Linked DNA regions of Homo sapiens: region 1 is linked to region 2. A link is an interaction called in ENCODE POLR2A ChIA-PET data of the cell type or tissue named here. Cell type or tissue: CD4-positive, alpha-beta T cell. All regions are shown on one strand.

Region 1 (8,000 bases), 100 kb before region 2:
CTCAAAAAAAGAAAATTTTCCTGTTGTATTGTTCAAGAAAGTAAAGAAACCCCATAATTACCTTAGCAGCAGCCATTGCAGTCTTTTTAGATGCTTGCTTAGCCTTTTTTGCTTCCTTAGCAGCCCTGTGGGGTAAAAGTAACTTAAGGCAAAAGCACTTTACTCCTTAGTGGTACAACTTATTATTAGAGTTAGACTGTACTGGACAAGTACAATGACCATATTCCTTCCTTCCCTACCTCCATTTATTTGTAGGCTAAATCCAAAGAATTTGTCAATAATTTTCATTAACCACCAAATCAGCTTAACATATATTAATCTATATGGTAACTTTAATTACTGAAGACCCAAACCTAAAATCCATCCGAATAGGTAAAATGCTCATAATGAAAGCATTCCTCACCTGATAGCTTGTTCTCGTTGAGCCTTTCTAACTTCAGGTTTCTGATTCCTCTTGGCCATTATATCAGCAAGAGATGCACCAGTAATGGCCCTCTGGAATTTGACTGCTCGGCGGGTTCTTTTCTTTTGAATTTCTTCCTGCAAAACAAAGATGAGGGGCACACTTAGGAACCTTCCTTCAAGAATTTAGAGGGAGGAAAAATTAAGTCTTTTAAGACAGGGCAAATGAAGTATTTTAAGATTCATATTCAACAAAAAATAATTCATATATTTGAAATAAAACATGTTTTCCCTTATGGATTAAGCCCTCTATTACAAATCCTAGCCATTTTTTTACTACCTTAAAAAGACACACAAAAAATTGAACTCTAAGGAAAATGGTTATTCCATGAACTGCATAGTAGTATAAATGAAGACTGTTTATACTTTTAATAATTTACTTATTGAAAAAAATTATCATATTCAGCTTTTTTAACTCAAAGGACTGTCACTAGGAGAAATAAATTAAGACAATTATTTGACAGGAGAGCCACCAAATGTTAGGTAGGATTTGTCTGAGAAGGTATTGTGGAATCTAACACTTTCTGTAGATTACTGGAAATCTATACTACAGTGTTTATGAGAAAAAGATCTTGCAGTGCACCTTTAAGTCAAGAACAAAGTATATTCGAATAGTTGTTTATTAAGGCACTGACATGCAAAATTACCTTAAAAACTTTTAACAAAAATAAGGCACATTGGTGGTTTACAGACATGCTAATTTTAAACTTTTTAGAAAGATGCAATCTTATTGTTTCTACAGTAAAATGGCAGTTTTTCTACAGTAAATGGCAGTATTTACCTGTTTAATATTCTTGTCTCAAACGAACACTTAAACATTTTTTTTATTGTGGTAAAAATGTAAAGTTGACAATTTTAACCTTTTGGTTTTTCTTTTCTTTTTTTTTTTTTTTTTTAAAGACTCAGCCTTGCTCTGTTGCCCAGGCTGGAGTGCAGTGGCATGATCTTGGCTCACTGCAACCTCCGCCTCCACCTCCGGGGTTCAAGCAATTCTGCCTCAGCCTCCTGAGTAGCTGGGATCACAAGTAACCGCCACCACGCCCGGCTAATTTTTGTATTTTTAGTAGAAACCGGGTTCCACCATGTTGCCCAGGCTGGTCTCTAACGCCTGAGCTCAGGCAATCTGTCCGCCTTGGCCTCCCCAAGTGGTAGAATTACAGGCGTGAGCCACCATCCCCAGCCTGTTTTCTATTTTTTTAAGTAGAAACTGGGGTCTTCACTACTATGTTGCCAGGTTGGTTTCAAACTCCTGGGCTCAAGCTCAAGGGATCCTCTTGCCTGGGCCTCCCAAAGTGCTGGAATTACAGGCGTGAGGCACTGCACTAGGCCCATTTTAACTTTTTTTTTTTTTTTTAAATGGAGCCTCACCCTGTCACCCAGGGTGGAGTGCAGTGGCACAATCCCAGCTCACTGCAACCCCCCACTTCCTGGGTTCAAGCTATTCTCCTGCCTCAGCCTCCCAAGTAGCTGGGACTACAGGCACCTGCCACCATGTCCGGCTAATTTTTTTTTGTATTTTTAGTAGAGACAGGGTTTCACTCTGTGGGCCAGGCTGTTCTTGAACTCCTGACCTGGTGATCCACTCGTTTTGGCCTCCCAAAGTGCTGGGATTACAGGCATGTAAGCCACCATGCCCAGCCTCATTTTAACTTTTTAAATTATAATTTAGCTATGCAGGATGGCTCGCGCCTGTAATGCCAGTACTTTGGGTGGCCAAGGCAGGAGGATTACTTGAGCCCAAGAATCTGAGACGAAATTGGGCAACATCGCAAAGATTTCTGTCTCCTCAAAATATATTTAAAAAATAGCTGGGCCATGGTGGCATGTGCCTGTGGACCACGGGGTAGGCGGAGGTGGGAGGATCACTTGAGCCCATAAGGTTGAGGTGGAGTGAGCTGTGATCCTGCCACTGCTCTCCAGCCTGAGCAACAGAGGACCTGTCTCCCCAAAAAAAAAAAAAAAAAAAAAAAAAAAAAAAAAAAAAGGTATAGTGGCCTTATGTACATTCATAGCGCTGTGTAGCTATCACCATTATCCATCTAAATAACTTTTTTTTTTTTTAAAGGTCTCCTATGTTGCCTCAAACAATCCTCCCACCTTGGCCTCCGGAGGAGCTAGAGTACAGCCGCTGCCACCAAGCCCGGATTTGCTATGACACTGATATACAAGTTATAGAGTCCCTGCTTTCAACTGTTTTAGGGTATAACTTAGAAGTGGAACTGCTGGGATAATTTTTATGTTTACCCTTTTGAGAAAACACCAAATGATTTTTCACAGCTGTTGCATATTTAGCAATGCACAAAGGTTCCAATTTCTCCCCATCCTCACCAACACCTGTAATTCCTGTTTTTTTTTTTCCTGAATAGTCACCCTAATAGGTGTGTCATATCCACTTTTAAGTTTCTCCTTCCTCTGAACTTTCAACATATTTTATGTCTGATGGCATTTATTTCTCACAATACCTAGAAAAGTCCTTCATCCAGAAGGTGTTCAGTAAGTATTCCCAAGCCTCCTGAATACTAGTCCTACCATGGCACTCAAACTTTTTCTCATGTATAACCCAGCTAAAAGGACACTTAACAAGGACCAGAAAAACCACTGTTTTTCTAGTGAATGAACTAGTGTATGGTGGACTGGTTCATGGTCCACTGGCTATGTTAGGACTAATCCTGTAAATATTGCAATCAAAACCAAATTATGGTAACTTCTCAATTTCCTCCCACTGGAAAACTAAGCCCTTCCACCCTGCCCTATAACGCAAAGGTGCTTAACGTAATTTATCTGACTTTAAAATTTCAACTCGGTATTGCTACTAGCCTAAAATATATAGAGACAGTTTATAATATCTTTTTCATTTTGCTGACGCTTTACAGTTTAAGAGCTCTTTCGCATACAGTCTGATTTAATTTTACAGAGCAGAAAACCAACGTTCAGAGAGCTTTGACAACTTAAGAGATAGCCCCCAACATCAAGGCGTATTCCACTTACCGACTGTCCCTTTTTGTGCTTCCTTCTGTAGAGGACAGTCCAGTTTATCTGCCGAGGATTCCTCTTGGAAAGGAAAGCCGACTCGCATTTCGCATTAAGAAACTGGAAAACCTAGAGTGACAAATGCAAAGGAATTACTATTTAACTATACAAAGTACAAGAGGCTGAGTAAGCTTGGAATCCTTAGAAGATCAATATGCTAGTTCTGGCTTATCATTTTACAAAACTGAGGCCCACAAGGACCAAAAGGCTGTCACATAACTGGCAGGTAACTGTGTCACACTATGAAGGTCCTTGCGTTTAGTCTTTTCTCGAGAGCAGGAAATCTAGGCTCATAGCAAAGGACAGGGTGGTGCGTCCTTCTGGGAAGCATTCTGCTCTTGTCCGTCCCAGGATTCCAAAGGGTACCTCCGTACCTCAGTTATTTCCCTTACACCGGGACATCAGTTACATAAACCCCTCCTGATGTCCGACCTGGCTCACAATAAATAATCAACACTGGTTCACTTAGAGGTTTCTGGTCCTAACGACCAGTCCACAGAGCGTCCACGAAGACTTCCAGAGGCCAGTGGTGATGTGGGGAATAAACCCGCCTAAACCGAATTAAACCAGCCTTTCCTCCTCGGAGTACAAGAAGGTAGGTGAAGCCGACGCGGCTTTTTACCTTCCCGTCGGTCCTGGCGTAGCGCCTCCCGTGTCCGGGGTAGATCTTGTACCCGCTAAAACTGCACAGCTCGACCCTGCAACAAAAAGTGAAAGTCCATCAGGGAGGGTGTCTACAGCCATGCCAGGGACGACAGAGAGGAGTTCTGCCCGAGGATGTAAGCGGATTGGGAACCACGGGTCGTGCTTACTTCATGGCGACAGCTCCACGGAAAGACAAAAGATGGCGAAAAGAAAGAGAGAATCATGGGAAGAGACCTTATAAGGTCGCTGCGGGGATGGGGGCCGGAAATCTCCTCCCCAATATCCTTCGATGCTCCTGGCCCTCCTTGATGACGTAATCATCGCGAGGCGAAAGATCTCGTTTTCCCTGACAGCTGACTTCCTCTGGCGCAATTCATCCAGAGGCGCTGGAGGGTTCTCGGGCCCAGAGGGCCTGCCAAAAAGGCAGTCAGACAGTTGGTTTATGAGTCATTCTGTCTCTGTCTCTCCTCTCTTTTTTTTTTTTGAGACGGAGTTTCGCTCTTGTTGCCCAGGCTGGAGTGCAGTGGCGCAATCTCGGCTCACCGTAACCTCCGCCTCCCAGGTTCAAGCGATTCTCCTGCCTCAGCCTCCCTAGTAGCTGGGATTACAGGCATGTGCCACCACGTCCGGCTAATTTTGTATTTTTCGTAGAGACGGGGTTTCTCCATGTTGGTCAGGCTGGTCTCGAACTCCTGACCTCAGGTGGTCCGCCCTCCTCGGCCTCCCAAAGTGTTGGGATTATAGGCGGGAGCCACTGCGCCCGGCCCATTCTGCCTCTCTTACTGCCAAGTATCCTAGAGCCATCTTCCGGCTGCAGGGAATGTGAACTGAAGAGAAAGGTGTCCTCTCTTCTCATAAAGAGACCCAAAGACGAATGCCCCGCAGGTAAAACCAGTCACATTTTGCCTTCCCTGTTGGCCCATTTCCTCAACCAAACAAATTAATAGTTTCACCATTTATAAGAAAGTAATGACAACCGAACCGTTTCTCAGGCTGTGCGAATCGAACAGTGCGCGTTGGCGCTTTGCATTAATTATAATTAACATTCTTTGAGCGCTTTCTCTGTGCCGGGAATTATGCCAAAGGCTTTTTAAACATGAGCTCATTCAGTTTCCAAAATTCCTATTAAGTACCTGCCTAAGAACTACAATTCGGAGTTGCTGCCTAGTGAAGTTGAGGGGGTCGGTGGAGCCCCGCTGGGAGGCCAAGGGCTCAATCTGTTGAGCCCTTCTATGATGCTACATATTTCATCGTATGACAAGGAGTGGCCAGAGGCAATTCTTGAATTCTGTGGGAGGTTGCAGTATATGACTAGGAAACAAATGTAATGACTGAGTTCTGCTTTCTATGTATGCAACTCACCCTAAAAACGTTTTGTAAGGTAGCTGGTTGAAGATATTTGGAATGTCTAACAAGTTGGCTGACTAATGTCATGAAAACTGTACAATTGTGTTGGAGCCAGTCTTTTTTTTTTTTTTTTTTCCTTGAGACGGAGTTTCGCTCTTTCATTCAGGCTGGAGTGAAGTGGCGCGGTCTCGGCTCACTGCAACCTCCGCCCTCTGGGTTCAAACGATTGATTCTCCTGCCTCAGCCTCCCGAGTAGCTGGGATTACAGGCGCCTGCCACCACGCTCGGCTAATTTTTGTATTTTTAGTAGAGATGGGGTTTCACCATGTTGTCCAGGCTGGTCCCAAACTCTTGACCTCAGGTGATCCACTCGTTCTCCCAAAGTGCTAGGATTACAGGCGTGAGCCACCGCGCCGGGCCTGGAACCAGTCTTAAGAATGATGTTAGGTGGCCAGTCATGGCGGCTCATGCCTGTAATTACGGCACTTTGGGAGGCCGAGGTGGGCGGATCACCTGAGGTTAGGAGTTCCAGCCCAGCCTGGTCAAAATGGTGAAACCCCTTCTCTACTAAAAATACAAAAATTAGCTGGGCGTGGTGGCGCACGCCTGTAATCCCAGCTCCTCGGGAGGCTGCGGGAGGAGAATCGCTTGAACCCGGGAGGCAGAGGTTGCATTTAGCCAAGATCGCGCCACTACACTCCAGCCTGGGCAAGAAGAGCAAAACTCCATATCAAAAAAAAAAAAAAAAAGGAGGCCGGGTGCAGCGGCTCACGTCTGTAATCCCGGCACTGTGGAATGCCGAGGCGGGCGGATCACGAGGTCAGGAGTTTGAGACCAGCCTGGGTAACACGATGAAACCCCGCCTCTACAAAAAAAAAAAAAAATTAGCCTGGTGTGGTGGTGCGCGCCTGTAGTCCCACCTACTCGGGAGGCTGAGGCAGGAAAATCGCTTGAACCCGGGAAGCGGAGGTTGCAGAGAGCCAAGATCGCACCACTGCACTCCAGCCTGGGCGACAGAGCGAGACTCCGTGTGAAAACAAACAAACAACAACAACAAAAAACCAAAACAAAACATCTTTCAGAAATAGTCCTGGCTTCTACAAGATCCAAGGCACAGCTGAGTTTAGGTAGCCGGTGGAACCAAGATCCACCTGAAGGAATGCAGTCCTTTTTTGTTCCACAGAACCTCAGAATTTATAGTCCCTTCCCAATATTTTAGAAAGATTTTGTTTTATTGTTCTTTAAAATTACGTTTGGCCTGACTGGTTCTGTGGAAGAAATGCAGGAAACTGGACCTTAGGGATTTTGGCTGTATTTCACTCTTTACTGGAGGGCCTTCTTGTCAGGGTTCCTTGTAACACACTCCCATAACAAACAAATTGTGCTCAAAATGCTCTTAGAATAGGGAGAAATTTTGCAGAGAGAGACCTCTAAATGAATTTATATTATACAGTGTCATAAAGTAGAGCTTCTGACACCATCCGTAAATTATTGCTGACTTTATCCATGCTTTTGCTTTTATCATAGGCAAAAGGTTCAGCTACACTCTATTCTCTTTTTATTCATTTATGGAGCAATACTGAACCAAACTTGGTGCCCTTTTCAGCCTCTGTCCCTGTGAGAACAGTGTGTTGCTTCCCTTCACAGTTTCGTCACCCATTTGTACATATTTCCCTGCTATATTAGTTTCCTGTAGTTGCTGTAACAAATTACTATGGACTTGGTAACAACACAGATACATATTTTCTCACAGTTCTGGAGGCAGTAAGTTCAAAATCAGTATCACTAGGCTGAAATCAAGGTATCTTTGTGCTCTCTGGATCAAGGATCTAAGGCAGAACGTGTTCCTTGCTCTTCCAATTTCCACTCATCTAAACCACTCTTGAATTCCTAACCCATAGAAACTGTTAGATCATAAATGTGTGTTGTTTTAAACTGTTTAGGGGAGTAATTTGTTAATATAGAAATAGGTAATATAGGAGGTAAGGAAAAATTGACAATGAGGACTTGGTGAATCGTGGTATCATTTGTCAAGAGTTGACAGATAAGAGGAAGGGAGTAGGTTTGTCAGGGAAAGGGTTAATTTTTTTTTTTTGGAGACTTGTTGCCCAGGCTGGAGTACAATGGCATGATCTTGGCTCACCACAACTTCCGCCTCCTGGGTTCAAGTGATTTTGCTGCCTCAGCCTCCCGAGTAGCTGGGATTACAGGCATGTGCCACCACACCCAGCTAATTTTGTATTTTTAGTAGAGATGGGATTTCTCCATATTGGTCAGGCTGGTCTCGAACTCCTGACCTCAGGTGATCCACCCGCCTCGGCCTCCCAAAGTGCTGGGATTATAGGCATGAACCGCTGCGCTCAGCCCGAAAGGGTTAATTTTGAAAAGGCTGGGTTCAAGATGCTGATAGGGATATTAAGGTACAACTGTGTAGTGGGAAGTTAAACATGTTCAGAAGAGTGTTTGTAATATGATTTATTTTATGTTTTAATTTTTTTTTGAGATAGGGCCTCACC
Region 2 (8,000 bases):
TTCCAAAAAAGGTAAATTACATTGAATTATATATTTTTATTTTTTTGGTTAATCTGAGGAACTTTTTTCTATAATCATTCCCTGCCAACACTGTTGTTCTTACTTGATTTTAAGGCTCCTTGCAAATAGCATTCCTGTTATAATGCGTAGGTTTTATGTTTATAGGAAAATACCAAAAACCTGTTACAGTTTTTTTTTTACACTACAATTACCTCATGCCGTGAAATAGTTTTCTTCTTTTACTTAAAAATCTTTCAGTTTAAGTTGAATTGATTTCACAGATGTGATTTAATGCTTTGTTTCTGCTATGTCTCATCTTTAATTTTTACTTTTAGAAATTGGTTTTATTCTTTATTTTATTTCATTTTTTTTTGAGACAGAGTCCTGCTCTGTTGCCCAGGCTGGAGTACATTGGTGTGATGATCATGGTTCACTGCAGCCTCGACCTCCCAGGCTCAAGCAATTCTCCTACCTCAGCCTCCTGAGTAACTGGGACTATAGGTGCGTACTACCATGCCCAGCTAATTAAAAAAAAATTTTTTGTGTGTGTGGAGTTGGGGGTCTCACTATCTTGCCTCAGCTAGTCTCAAACTCCTGGTCTCAAGCAAACCTCCTGTTTTGGCCTCCCAAAGTGTTGGGATTATTGGCGTGAGCCACCATGCCTGGCCCAGCTTTATTCTTTGTATTTGTGATTTTTATTTCCTGGTGAAAAATTAGGACATACAGATAAAGGAGAAAACAAAAACTGCCAAGAGGTGACAACTATTAAAATTTTAATATATATCTTTTCTTTTTTTTTTGAGACGGAGTCTCGCTCTGTCACCCAGGCTGGAGTGCAGTGGCGTGATCTCCGCTCACTGCAAGCTCCGCCTCCCAGGTTCACGCTGTTCTCCTGCCTCAGCCTCCCGAGTAGCTGGGACTACAGGCACCCGCCACCACGCCCAGCTAATTTGTTGTATTTTTAGTAGAGACAAGGTTTCACCATGTTAGCCAGGATGGTCCCGATCTCCTGACCTTGTGATCCGCCTGCCTCGGCCTCCCAAAGTGCTGGGATTACAGGCGTGAGCCACTGCACCTGGCCTGGTATATATCTTTTCAAAGAGAGGTCTGTCTAGTGTGCCTCACGCAACATCTATTTAGGTGTACAAATGGGTCTCTCAAATGTCAGTGCTCTACTTACAGCACAGAGTCAGGTCTTTTCCTGGCACAATCCTCCTAAATTATTGTCAGTAGAAGCCTCTAGCTGGGAGGGACTTCTTGCATTGCTGCCTCTGGTCCTGTAGTTCTTTTGCTTTAGAGTCTCCTGCCCTTGCCTTCTTTCTGCATCACTGACAGCTGTGTGCTGCTGCTGCCTGGCTGAACCACACTGATGTCCTTTAAATGGCTAGTGTCCACACAATGCATGACCACACCTGCCTATGGTGCAACTAAATTCCTGTGGACTACCATCTTTGGTCTTTTCCCTCTCTGGCCATTGTGGAAACCTGATTTTTTTTTTATGGACAACTTTTTGAGAAGGATTTCAATGGCAGAACAGTTGGGACCCTGATGACAGAGTTATCCTCTATTTTACAGCCAGTTTCTTCCAAGAAGTTATAGACAGTTTGAGGTGGATGAGTGTCTGGATATTGGAGAGAGGAGGTGTCAGGAAATGGAGAAGCACAGTCTTTCACATTTCCTGGCATCCCTGTGGAGGTGGCCAGGACTGGTGGATTTATTTCTCCTTAAGAAGGGGCTGACATCTTGTCTAATATGAGTGTAAGCTTTTCAAGGGGAATTTCTGGCACTTAGTACAGTGTGTGGTATAGCGTAGGCCTCCATAATTATTTGTTGCATAGATTGTTGAATCATTGTGTACCATGTAAAGAACTAAGTACCTTGAGCAAATCAGAAAAGTATAATGCAGTATCATTAAGTTGCTTTTCTCTGATATATGGTTTTTTAAAAAAATACAGTCATAATTGGTATAGTCTAGTTTGAGAGATAAGAAATACAAATAGAGGGAGCATGAGGGAGAAAAAAATACAAATAGAGATCAGCAGAGAAGTGAAAATAATAAGTGCTATGGGAACTCTGAGGATGGAGAGCTTGTTGGAATGGCTCACCCTTGTCTCCTTTGTGAAGCTGATTGGCATTGTCATTGTGGTTGGGACTGGTTCAGACAGGTGAGGCAGAGGAGTGAGAGAATGGGGGCTTGCCAGGTCCAACACAAAGTGGAGGGGAGAGTTGATGCAGCTGAGTTATTCTGAGATACTCTGCACCATGATTTTGTACCCTTTCTGCCTTTATTTCTGTGTCCTGCCCTTCATGGAAAGTCTCCCTGGGGATAGAATACTAGGACATTTTCTGTTTACCTGTATCAAAATGGCAAGTGGAAAGAGCATTTGAATTTGTTACGTGGGAGAACAGTTAGGCACTGCTGACTCTGAAGTCCTCTGCCTCTAGCAGGTGTGATGAAGGATTTTGGGATCCTGTTACCCATTTTTCAAGCTTGACTTTCCTCTCCCACATCTTCCAGGCAGGTGTGTGTCTTCCTGTGCCTTATCATGTAGCTGAGGGAGCATCAGGACCACATATGTGGTGGGGAGAGCTGGAAACCTAAAGAGTGTGTCGCGTCTCCTGCCATACCTCTGTATGAGAGGGGTAGCACTTCTTGTTTGCCAGAGAATGTCAGGATGCTTTGCACAGTATCCCAGAGCTCTTCATGAAAACAGTTTCCTCTTCATGTTCTTTAAGTGTAATTAATGTAGCAGTGTTACATAACTTAAAGGGAAGGGGAAGGGAAGTGATTTTATTGACTGAGGTCTCTGTAGAAATTTAGCAGTTACTTTTATTTCACAATTTCTGAGTTTGAAGACATACTTCCTTACTTTCTTAAAAGTTAAAACCTAAATAGGCAATAGGGGAAATATTGTATTTACACGGAAGCCTGACACTGGGAAAGGAAACTTTGAGGAGATTGTCTGGAAATGAAAAGACGTTACTGTGCTCTGGCTCTTTGCTTTCTCCTTGTGACTTTGGGCCTTAGATAAGGTTAAGGAAGAGGAAATGTGATGTTTTTCCTCTCACCCCACCCTAGGCCATTGCAATTGGTGATGTTCTCTCATCTCTCCTCTTTGAAGGATTTCTTTGAAGAAAAATGTGCTTCTTGAATCAACTGCAGTCTCTCCTCTGCATAAGAGCTCTTAAGGGTACTAGCAGGATAGAAGCAAATGAAACTGAAAGCTCATCTGCAGCTCAGAAAAGCAAAGACATGGAATTTTAAAGAGTGAAGGTAGCATGGTGTCGGCCATGGGTGAACAAGACACAGCCAGACAATGTGGACCAATTTCTTCAAACTACGGCTTTTCTGCTGTCTGCTTGCAGTGTTGATGGTGGTGGTGCTGGTCATCAATGTTACTCAGGTAGAGGTGAGTACCCAGTATAATCCCTCATAACTAAGGGAGCCGAGTCTGGGGATCTGGGGCTAACTAGCCTGGGAAAACGTTGGTTATCGGAAGATTATCGTAGTCACAGTTCTTGTTTTCATTTATTCGGTAAGTATTTGCGTGCTCACAATGGTTATATACGCTGCTAGTCACCGAGGGTACAGTGAAGACATTTCTTCACTTACAGGCCTTTCTTTCTAGTGCTCACATAATAAGTGTGCATGGAAGAAAAGTAGTAGTAATCATAATCACATAATAATAGTAACGATAATTGGACATTGTGAAAAGTGCAAAAAGGAAAGGGAGCTATTCTAGGATACCTTTAGAGTGATGAAGGAAAAACCTCTTCAAGGAGGGGACCTTTCAGTCAACCCATGGAAAAAAGCTGAAGGAGTATTTCAAGGGAGGGAGTAGATGAGTCTGTGTTGGAGATTACTAGATGGTACTCAGGGACCATGTCTTACTGAATCCCTCACAAGGGCCTGTCACTAAGAAGGTACTTAGTAGTGTTCCTTCTTCCCTGTCCCCAGCCCCAACATGAACTCATATAACCAAAATTTATGGTGGAGTTTCTGTATAAAGGATGCTGTCCTTTTGTTTTGTTGGCTTGTGGTACTTCTCAGATTACATATCCAACTTAATTATGGCATTTCTTTTCTTATTGGGTTTTATTAGCCTAAGGTGCTCTAAAAGCTAAGCCATAGGCTTTTAAAAAAATTTCTCCTGCTGGAATCAACTTTGTGGTTTTTAGCAGAACACCTAATCTCTCTGTGAAATGGGCACACTAAGGTCCTACAGATCTTTTCCTGTGCGCTGTGAGTAAAATTTGTTTGGTACTATGGAGAATGTGAAGTAATTCTGTTAAAGATTCTGTTAAAGATTTCCTATTAGAAATAGGCTTAAGGCATAAAAGCTAAGTATTTCTTCTTCTTTTTCTTTGCTTAAACTGTTCTTGTGTGTTTTACTATATAAGATACTACCAATCCTACACCGATAGTTCCTTTTACCTGGAAGCTGTTGATGATGTGTCTAGATATTTTAGAAACTCTTTTTTTAAAGTATTTTTTGTGGTAAATAACTAACATAGAATTTGTCATTTTAACCATTTTTAGGTGTACAATTGAGTAGCATTAAGTACATTCACATTGTTGTGCAATCACCCCACCATCTATGTCTAGAACTTTTTCATCTTCCCAAACTGCAGCTCTTTACCCATTAAACAGTGATTACCTAGGTCAGGCGCAGTGGCTCACACCTGTAATCCCAGCACTTTGGGAGGCTGAGGTGGGAGGATCCCTTGAGGTCAGGAGTTCAAGACCAGCCTGGTCAACCTGGTGAAACCCCGTCTCTACTGAGAATCACTTGTACCTGGGAGGCAGAGGTTGCTGTGAGCTGAGATCATGCCACTGCATTCCAGCTTGGGCTACAGAGGGAGACTGTCTCAAAAAAAAAAACACAACAAATCCAAAAAACAATGATTACCCATTCCTGCCTATCCCCTGCCCCTGGCATTCACTCTTCTACTTTGTGTCTCTATGAACTTGACAACTCTAAGTACCTTATACCAGTGGAATCAATCATATGATATTTGTCCTTTTTTTGTTTGTTTGTTTGTTTGAGACAGAGTCTCGCTCTGTTGCCCAGGCTGGAGTGCAATGGCACGATCTTGTCTCACTGCAACCTCTGCCTCCTGGGTTCAAGCGATTCTCATGCCTCAGCCTTCTGAGTAGCTGGGATTACAGGCGTGTGCCACCACGCTTAGCTAATTTTTGTATTTTTAGTAGAGATGGCGTTATGCCATTTGACCAGGCTGGTCTTGAACTCCTGACCTCAAGCGATCCTCCCACCTTGGCCTTCCAAAGTGCTGGGATCACAGGTGTGAGCCATGAAGCCTGGCCTGGTATTTGTCTTTTTGTGATTGGCTTATTTCTGTTAGCATAACGTCCCCAAGGTTCACTCATGTAGCATGTATCAGAATTTCTTTTCTTTTTAAGGCTGAGTAATACTTCTCTGTCTACACATAGACGGAGGAATATTATTCAACCTTAAAAAGGAAGGAAATTCCGATAGATGCTACAGCATGTACATACATACCACATTTTGTTTATCCATTCATCTGACATTTGGGTTGTTTCTACCTTTTGGCTATAATGGATAACAAGTATTTCTTCAAGACTCTGCTTTTAATTCTTTGGAATAGGTACCCGCAAATGGAATTGCTGGATTATATGGTAATTTTAATTTTTTGAGGAACCACCATATTATTTTCCATAATAGCTGCATCATTTTTTATCCTTATCAACAGTACACAAGGGTTCCAATTTCTTTGCATCCTCGCCAGCACTTGTCATTTTGTTTTGTTTTTTTGATAGTAGCCTTCTTTGTGGATGTGAGGTAATGTATAACAGTAGTTTTAATTTGCATTGCCATAATTATTAATGATGTTGAGCATCTTTCTATCATGTGCTTTTGGATAAATATCCAATTCCGGTACTCACTGTTTAACGGAGTTGTTTGTTTGTTTTTTGTTGTTGTTGAGTTGTAGGAGTTCTTTATGTGTTCTGGATATTCACTCCTTATCAGACATATGATTTGCAAATATTTTCTCCCATTCCATAGGTTGCTTTTTCACTCTGATTTTGTCCTCTGATACATAAAAATTTTTACTTTGGATGTAGTCCAGTTTATCTGTTTTGACTTTTGTTGCCTGTGTATTTGGTGTCATATCCAAGAAATCATCACCAAATTCAATGTTGTAAGACCTTTCCTCTGTGTTTTCTTCTAAGAGTTTTATAGTTTTAGCTCTTACGTTTAGGTCTTTGATCTACTTTGTTATCCTTTAAAAAAATTGTGATGAAAACACATAAAATTTGGTATCTTAGTTATTTTTAGGTGTACAGGTCAGTAGCATTAAGTCTTTTTTTTTGAGACGGAGTCTTGCTCTGTTGCCCAGGTTGGAGTGCAGTAGCATGATCTCGTCTCACTGCAACCTCCTCCTCCCAGATTCAAGTGATTCTCTTGCTTCAGCCTCCCGAGTAGCTGGGATTACAGGCGTCTGCCACCATGCCCAGCTAATTTTTGTATTTTTAGTAGAGATGGGGTTTTGCCATGTTGGCCAGGCGGGTCTTGAACTCTTGACCTCAGGCGATCCACCCACCTCGGCCTCCCAAAGTGCTGGGATTACGAGCATGAGCCACCATGCCTGGCCTCAGTAGCATTAAGTCTTATTTACATTGTCTTGGAATAGATTTCCAAAACCCCTTTTATCTTTTTAATATCTGTAGAATTGTGTTTATCTTATTACTCCTGATCACTCTGACCAGAGATTTGTGTTTTATTGATCTTTTTGAAGAACCAGCTTTTGATTTCATTTTCTGTATTTTTTCTGTTTTTTTGTTTGGTCAATTTCCATTCTGATCTTTATTATTTCCCTTCTTCTGTTTACTTTGGATTTAATTGTCTCGTCCTAGTTTCTTAAAGTGATAGCTAAAGTCATTGTTTTGAGATCTTTCTTTTCTAATTAAATGTTTAATGCTATAAATTTTCTTCTACAAGGCTGGGTGTGGTGGCTTAGGCCTGTAATCCCAGCACTTTGGGAGGCTGAGACAGGAGGATCACCTGAGGCCAGAAGTTTGAGACCAGCCTGGGCAACATAGTGAGACCCCATCTCTACAAAAAATTTTGAAAAATTAGGTGAGTGTAGTGGTGTGTGCCTGTTGTCCTAGCTACTTGGGAAGCTGAGACGGGAGAATCCCTTGAGCCCAGGAGTTTGACTTTATGGTGAGCTATGATCATGTCACTGCACTTCAGCTTGGGCAGCAGGGTGAGACCCTGTCTCTAAAAAAATAAAAATAAAAATAATAAAAAATGTATTTCTATATACTGCTCTAATGTATACCACACATTTAGATATTGTTCTCATTTTCATTTTCATTCAGCTGAATTACATTCTAATTTCCCTTTTTCTTTTCTTTAACCCATGTGTTATTTAGGTTTTTTTTGGCGACAAATTTTCACTCTGTCACCTAGGCTGGAGTGCAGTGGCATGCTCATGGCTCACTACAGCCACAACCTTTGGGCTCAAGTGATCCTCCCACCTCCCCCTCCCAAGTAACTGGGACTACAGGTGTCTGCAACCATGCCCAGCTAATTTTTTATGTTTTTGCAGAGATGGGGTCTCACTATGTTGTCCAGGCTTTTTTCAAACTTCTGGACTCAAGCGATCCTCCTGCCTAAGCCTCCCAAAGTGCTGCGAATACAGGTGTGAGCCACTGCATCCAGCCCCATATATTATTTAGAAGTGTTATTTAACTTTCAAATATTTAGATATTTTGCAAATACCTTTCTGTTATTGATTCCTCATTTAATTCCCCTGAGAGCATACTTTGTATTACTTGAATTCTTTTAAAACATTATTGAGATTTGTTTATGGCACAAAATATGGTCTATTTTGGTATATATTCTATGTGTACTGGAAAGGAATGCATTCTGCTTTTATTGCATGGAGTATTCTATAAATGTCAGTTAGATCAACATGGTTCATGGTGTTGGTTGTCTTCTGTATATCTTTAC

What was found. Peaks named below come from ENCODE experiments on the same cell type or tissue, not always from the same donor. Only the 100,000 strongest peaks of a DNase experiment are listed, where the experiment ranks them.
Region 1: POLR2A ChIA-PET joins it to region 2 with 14 read pairs; 15 of 35 experiments call an interaction of 5 or more read pairs at or near these places.

The regions. Positions count from the first base shown.
Region 1 is chr3:101,682,368-101,690,367 of GRCh38, forward strand. RPL24 (ribosomal protein L24) reads right to left here and starts at 4,351. Exons shown (of 6, transcript NM_000986.4): 1 at 4,305-4,351; 2 at 4,115-4,190; 3 at 3,451-3,561; 4 at 404-540; 5 at 62-125. The coding sequence starts at 4,309. LOC124906262 (endogenous retrovirus group K member 5 Gag polyprotein) reads left to right here. Exons shown (of 3, transcript XM_047449415.1): 2 at 2,528-5,022. The coding sequence starts at 5,012. RefSeq lists enhancers at 2,431-2,570, 3,748-3,937, 3,928-5,127, 4,098-4,587, 4,598-4,647 and 2 more. In CD4-positive, alpha-beta T cell, no CTCF peak of the experiment used is centred here; DNase peaks (open chromatin) are centred at 2,574, 4,454 and 5,034; H3K4me3 peaks cover 2,662 bases; H3K27ac peaks cover 3,193 bases.
Region 2 is chr3:101,782,280-101,790,279 of GRCh38, forward strand. NXPE3 (neurexophilin and PC-esterase domain family member 3) reads left to right here. Exons shown (of 8, transcript NM_145037.4): 2 at 1-11; 3 at 381-501; 4 at 3,123-3,410. The coding sequence starts at 3,318. Among named protein-coding and RNA genes, the nearest start is that of NXPE3, 7.1 kb to the left of the region's middle. In CD4-positive, alpha-beta T cell, no CTCF peak of the experiment used is centred here; a DNase peak (open chromatin) is centred at 3,152; H3K4me3 peaks cover 942 bases; H3K27ac peaks cover 2,827 bases.